2 separate regions of the Mus musculus genome follow, and region 2 is linked to region 1. A link is a loop called in an ENCODE intact Hi-C map of the cell type or tissue named here. Cell type or tissue: left cerebral cortex. All regions are shown on one strand.

The links. A loop is a pair of places that touch in the nucleus more often than their neighbours do. Peaks named below come from ENCODE experiments on the same cell type or tissue, not always from the same donor. Only the 100,000 strongest peaks of a DNase experiment are listed, where the experiment ranks them.
Region 2: it touches region 1 in a loop (2.6-fold over the local background); 3 of 42 quality-filtered maps call a loop at or near these places.

The regions. Positions count from the first base shown.
Region 1 is chr5:25,527,973-25,530,472 of GRCm38, reverse strand. It overlaps 1700096K18Rik (RIKEN cDNA 1700096K18 gene), which reads right to left and starts at 455. Exons shown (of 1, transcript NR_027388.1): 1 at 1-455. In left cerebral cortex, a CTCF peak has its summit at 948; DNase peaks (open chromatin) are centred at 764 and 1,337; H3K4me3 peaks cover 1,637 bases; H3K27ac peaks cover 1,739 bases.
Region 2 is chr5:25,598,596-25,601,095 of GRCm38, reverse strand. No RefSeq gene overlaps it. Among named protein-coding and RNA genes, the nearest start is that of Gm42235, 15 kb to the left of the region's middle. In left cerebral cortex, no CTCF peak of the experiment used is centred here; a DNase peak (open chromatin) is centred at 1,520.

The sequences.
Region 1 (2,500 bases):
GCAACCCAGCGTCTGTGGCCATGTCACCTTTAAGTGTGTGCAGTTTGGAAGAGCAGAGTTAGTTGGGTATTGTTAAAACAGCGTCGTTGTGTCGTGCGGGGACGTTCTCATCTTCTGAATGAGCGAGAGGGAGAAGGGCCCCGCCGTGGTCCCCTAAGCAGTGAGGCTCTGGGCGAATAATCGCACGGGATGCTGCGTGACAGTGGCTGGACGCCCGCGCCATTGTGAGGTCGGCGGCGCGGATCCGAACCTGTATTACTTCTCGGTGAGGCGGACTTGCGGGCCCTTGGACCGAGGTCAGCTCCGAGTGGAGAACAGGTAACTCAGGGGCCGGATCCCTCCGCGACAAGTAGTGCGCTGTGCGCTTTCCCGAGCCCACGGCGGGCGCCGGAGATCGCGGACCTGGCTCCCGGAGGATCGGCGGGCACTGGCCCGAAGGCTAGGAGACCTTCGGCAGCCCGAAGGCTGGAGCGGGCCGGCGAACGGCAGGTGTCCGCCCCGCCCCCACCCCCGCGGGCAGGAAGAGGAAGCGGTGCGGCCCGGCCCCGGGGCCACCCGCAGGGCCTCGCGGGGCGGGGGCGCCGGAGCTACAAGAAGCGCGTGACCTAGTTCGTCCCGAAGTGGACTTGACAGGTTGTCATCGCGGCTCCCCGCCCCCACTGTCTTCCGGGTCTGGCTCCTCCCCCACCCTCGAGCTCCCACTGGCCTCGCCCAAGCTGTACTCCCTGCCATTGGCTTCAAACCAGGGGCCACGCCCCAACCCAGCTCGCCCTGCCATTGGCCACGCGTCCCAGGCCGCTCTCCCAGTCATTGGCTTCGTCCCAGAGGCCCCGCCCCCAGTCTTGCTGGTCCTCGGGTTGGCCTTGCAGCGCCCCTCTTTCGGCTCGTCCTCCTATTGGCCCCTCGCGCCAGGCGCCTTGCCTCCTATGGTCCGCGGTGGATTCCAGCTGGTCACTGTTGAGTTTGTTCCCGTGGGCATTCCGGTTTCTGTCGGCTTCCCTCCCTCTTTGCTGCGTTTCTTCCTGCTTTCTTTGGGTCTGGGAGCCCGGGCCTCGATACCTGGTCCCGGTCCCAAACTCAATGTAGCAGCGATCTACATTTGCCTCTGTACCCCGCCGCACCCCGCCCCTTTCAACTCCTTCTTCCCCAGCCCCCACGCACACCGCCTTCATTCCCTCACACCTCTCCTTAAATTCGGCTGAGTGGAACAGACTTCATTTCGAAATCAGGGAGAGGGGTTAAGTGATAAACGTCAATATCAATATTAGCTGGTTTTGGTTCCAGAAAGGAACTGGACGGCCCAGATCATTCAAACATTTTGTTGTTGATGGTGGTGGGGGTAGTGCTTTTCTTTGGGTGTGTCTTAGGTTTGGAGGTTTCTTCAAACAGGATCTCACCTCTCCCTTTGTATCTCTGACTGGTTTGGAACTCGCTAGTTCCTTGGTACGGGGTTTGACTGCAGAAGCCAGAGAGGGCGGCCGCTGGGTTCCTGGAGCCGCTGGTTGTGGGCCACCTAACTTGGGGGCTCCTCTGCAGAAGGTTTCATCTCTCCACCCTGGGATTGAATTTTTTTAATTAATTTTCATTTTATGTGCATTGGTGTTTTGCCTGCCTGTATGTCTGTGTAAGGATGTTAGATTCCAGTCGGAGTTACAGTCGCAAGCTACCTTGTGGGTGCTCGGAATTGAACTAAAGTCCTCTGGAAGAGCCAGAGCTGTGAACCTGAGTCATCTTTGCAGTCCCAGGACTTAGTTCCTAAAGTGACCAAATTTGTTACTCCAAAAATAATAGGCTGCCTTTCCTGAGTAGCAGTCAAATTTCCATTGTTTATGCAATATTGACATTTAAAATTTACATGTGTACTTTCTATAATTGAGCTAGCTTTTTTAAATCGTTTTAGAGAATAGAAATAAGCTGGGCAGTGGTGGCTCATGCCTTTAATCTCAGCTCATGAGAGGCAGAGGCAGGCGCATTTCTTAGTTTGAGGCCAGCCTGGTCTACAAGAGTGAGTTCCAGGACAGCCAGGGCTACACTGAGAAACCAAGGGGTGGGGGGGAGGGGGAGGGGAGAGAGAAGAAATAAACTGATAAAACTGCACAGTGCAATGTAGTCTCCAAGAGAAATTTAGTTGAAATTTGAAACTGGCCTAGCCTTTGCTGGTGAGCAGAGGAAGGGTTACAGATCCCAGGCCTGTCAGGGCTGTGCATTGAAACCCTGTCTTCTGGGGGTTGTCTTAATCCCCACTGTGGTAATTCTGGTACTCTCCGCATTTGGGATTTGGGGGCAGGAAGAATTCAAGGCCAGCCTCATGGGGAGTTCAAGGTCAGTATGAGCTATTTGAAACCAGCTCAAAAACAAAACAGCTGTTGAGTGTGGTGGTCTTGCCTGAGATCCCAGTGCTGGGGAGGCTGGAGTAAAATCAGGAGTTCAAGGCCAGCCTGGGCCACAGAAGACCCTGACCCACTTACTCTGCCACTCCCTCTCCACACCCATGACTTTT
Region 2 (2,500 bases), 71 kb before region 1:
TCCACCTTCGTCCTGCAAGGATAAATGAACAAACAAAGAAGCACAATGCCTATGGTAGTCTGCACCTTTAATCCCAGACAGTGAAACCCTGTCTCAAAAATAAATAACAAAGTAAGCTCTGATTAGAGCCCCAAGTGGCAGAGCACAACTGTAATCCCAACACTTGAGAGGCGAGGCAGGAGGATCCGGAGTTGGAAGTCTGTCTTCAGAAGCATGGTGAGTTAGTGGCCAGTCTGTGCTATGTGAAACTCTATAGCAAAAACAACAAAAGCAGTGTGGGGATGTAGGTCAGTTGGTATAATACTTACTTAGTATCATAGTAACACTATAAGCCATTAAGAAACTGTTTCCTTCTGGTTAAGAGAGTCAACTCTGTGTCCTGAATAGAGACCTGCATTCCAGTAAAGCAGGTCCTAGCTAAGAGACCACTCTGCGAAGGTAGGTTCACCTGAAGTGTGTTAAGCAGGAAAGCAGGATCATTATCCCTTTAATGAGATGATGTACTTTTCCTTCCCAGAATTCCTCCTGCCCCTGATGCAGTCTCTGTGAGCTGCCTGGGGTTCTGTTGGGTCCTCCCACTTTTTTGAATTCTTATGCTTTTGCTTTTCTTCTGCTTTGTCTTTCAAACGCTGACCAGAGTGTGTTTCTCTGCCTCCCTGGGCTTTCCTGATCTTTCTCACAAACTCCCCTCCTTGCCATGTGGTCGTTTGACCTCTATCTCTCACTTACATAGCATGACTCTCTCTCCCTCTTTTTCTTTCAAATTTTACGATATGAGGATGAATGTTTTGCCTGCATATATGGACGTGTGCTATATTCATGTCTGATGCCTGCAAAGTCCAGAAGCAGGATTAGACCCCTTGGGACTAGAGTCATAGATGGTTGTGGGCTTCCATGTGAGTGCTGGGAAACAAACTTGAGTCCTCTTTATTTAAGAGCAGCCAATGCTCTTAGCCTCTGAGCTATCTTTGTAGCCCTGTCTCTCTCTTTTAAACTCCTACCTAAGAATCTATAATAAAAATTTCGACAAACAAACAAATCTCACCATCCATGGGCTGTAATTGTCATTCTTCTGGAGTGAGAGAGGACCCTAAAGCCCAGGTCTGGTTCACAGAAGCTTTGGTGGCTAGTAATATTCCAGGACCCTGGCTCCTCAAGGAAGGCTTCACTCTCAAAGATACCCCAATATTCTGATGCCACTAGCTTGCAAGAGGACATGGGTTTCATCTCCAGCAGGGCATAAACTGGGCATGTCTACAATCCCAGCACTCAAGATGTTGAGGCAATAGGTCGTTCTTGGCCATGGAGTAAACTGGAAGTCAGCCTGGGCTACATAAGATTTTGACTCAACCAACCATTTTTTTTAAGTTTCTCTAACAGAGGCCACATGCAGCAGTTGAGGAAGAGCATGGTGGGCTCCTTCTGTTGCCACAGCCCACACACCTTGCATCCTGGCAGCCAAGCCCCTCAGACATCCAAACTGGCTAGATGAAGCCATTTTCATGGGGTTCCATAGCCTTGGCAGGCAGCCTTGGTTTTCTTACCAGAGTGCCAAAGACAGAGCATGCTGTCAGAGTGTGATTTTTTTTTAACTTCCAATGTAGAACTGGAGCTCTGAGCCCTGTATATAAATGTTATTTTTTCATAGCCTTAGATGCCAAATCTAAGAGAGAGAGAGAATGGCATATATACACATGAGTATGCTTGCGTGTAGGTATGCAAAATACCAAGTTATAAAATATAAGAACATTTCTGAAATTAAATAGTGATCCCTTAGAGTGATTTTTGTCTACATTTTTCTCTTTGTTTTTAAAATTCAGTTTATAGTTCTATTTCAATGTTAATATTCCTTTTAACAGCCCTAAGTCTAGATGTTCTTAAATATTTGCCTACCTGAACACTGCCACGAGCTCTCAGAAGCTATGGGCATCTGGATTTAGTATCTGTCACTAAGATGCTAATAGTGAGGACCTGCCTTCTCTTCTATGCTCTCATGGGAAGAGGGAAAATGATCTGGTTCAAACCCAAGCTTTCCCACTGAGTGTCTCTGTGTATCAGTGACGCCTAGAATCAGCTGCAGGTGATGAGATGCTCCAAATCAGCCTCCAATCACCCTTCCTAGAAAAGGGAGGCCAAGTCTGGTGGACCACCCAACACTCAGGATGCAGAGGCAGGTGGATTGCTGTGAGTTCCAGGCCAACCTGGCCTATGTAGAGAGTTCCAAGCTAGCCAAAAATATATAGTGGGACTGTGGCTTAACAGAGGGGGAGAGAGAGAGGGAGAGAGGGAGAGGGAGAGGGAGAGGGAGAGGGAGAGGGAGAGGGAGAGGGAGAGGGAGAGGGAGAGGGAGAGGGAGAGGGAGAGGGAGAGAGAGAGAGAGAGAGAGAGAGAGCCTGCACTCGACTGCCTACTGGGTAGTTTGGATTGAGCATAGGAAATGGCGCCATCCACATTCACCTGACAATCTCCACAGACATTCCCCCAAGCCAACCTGACTCCT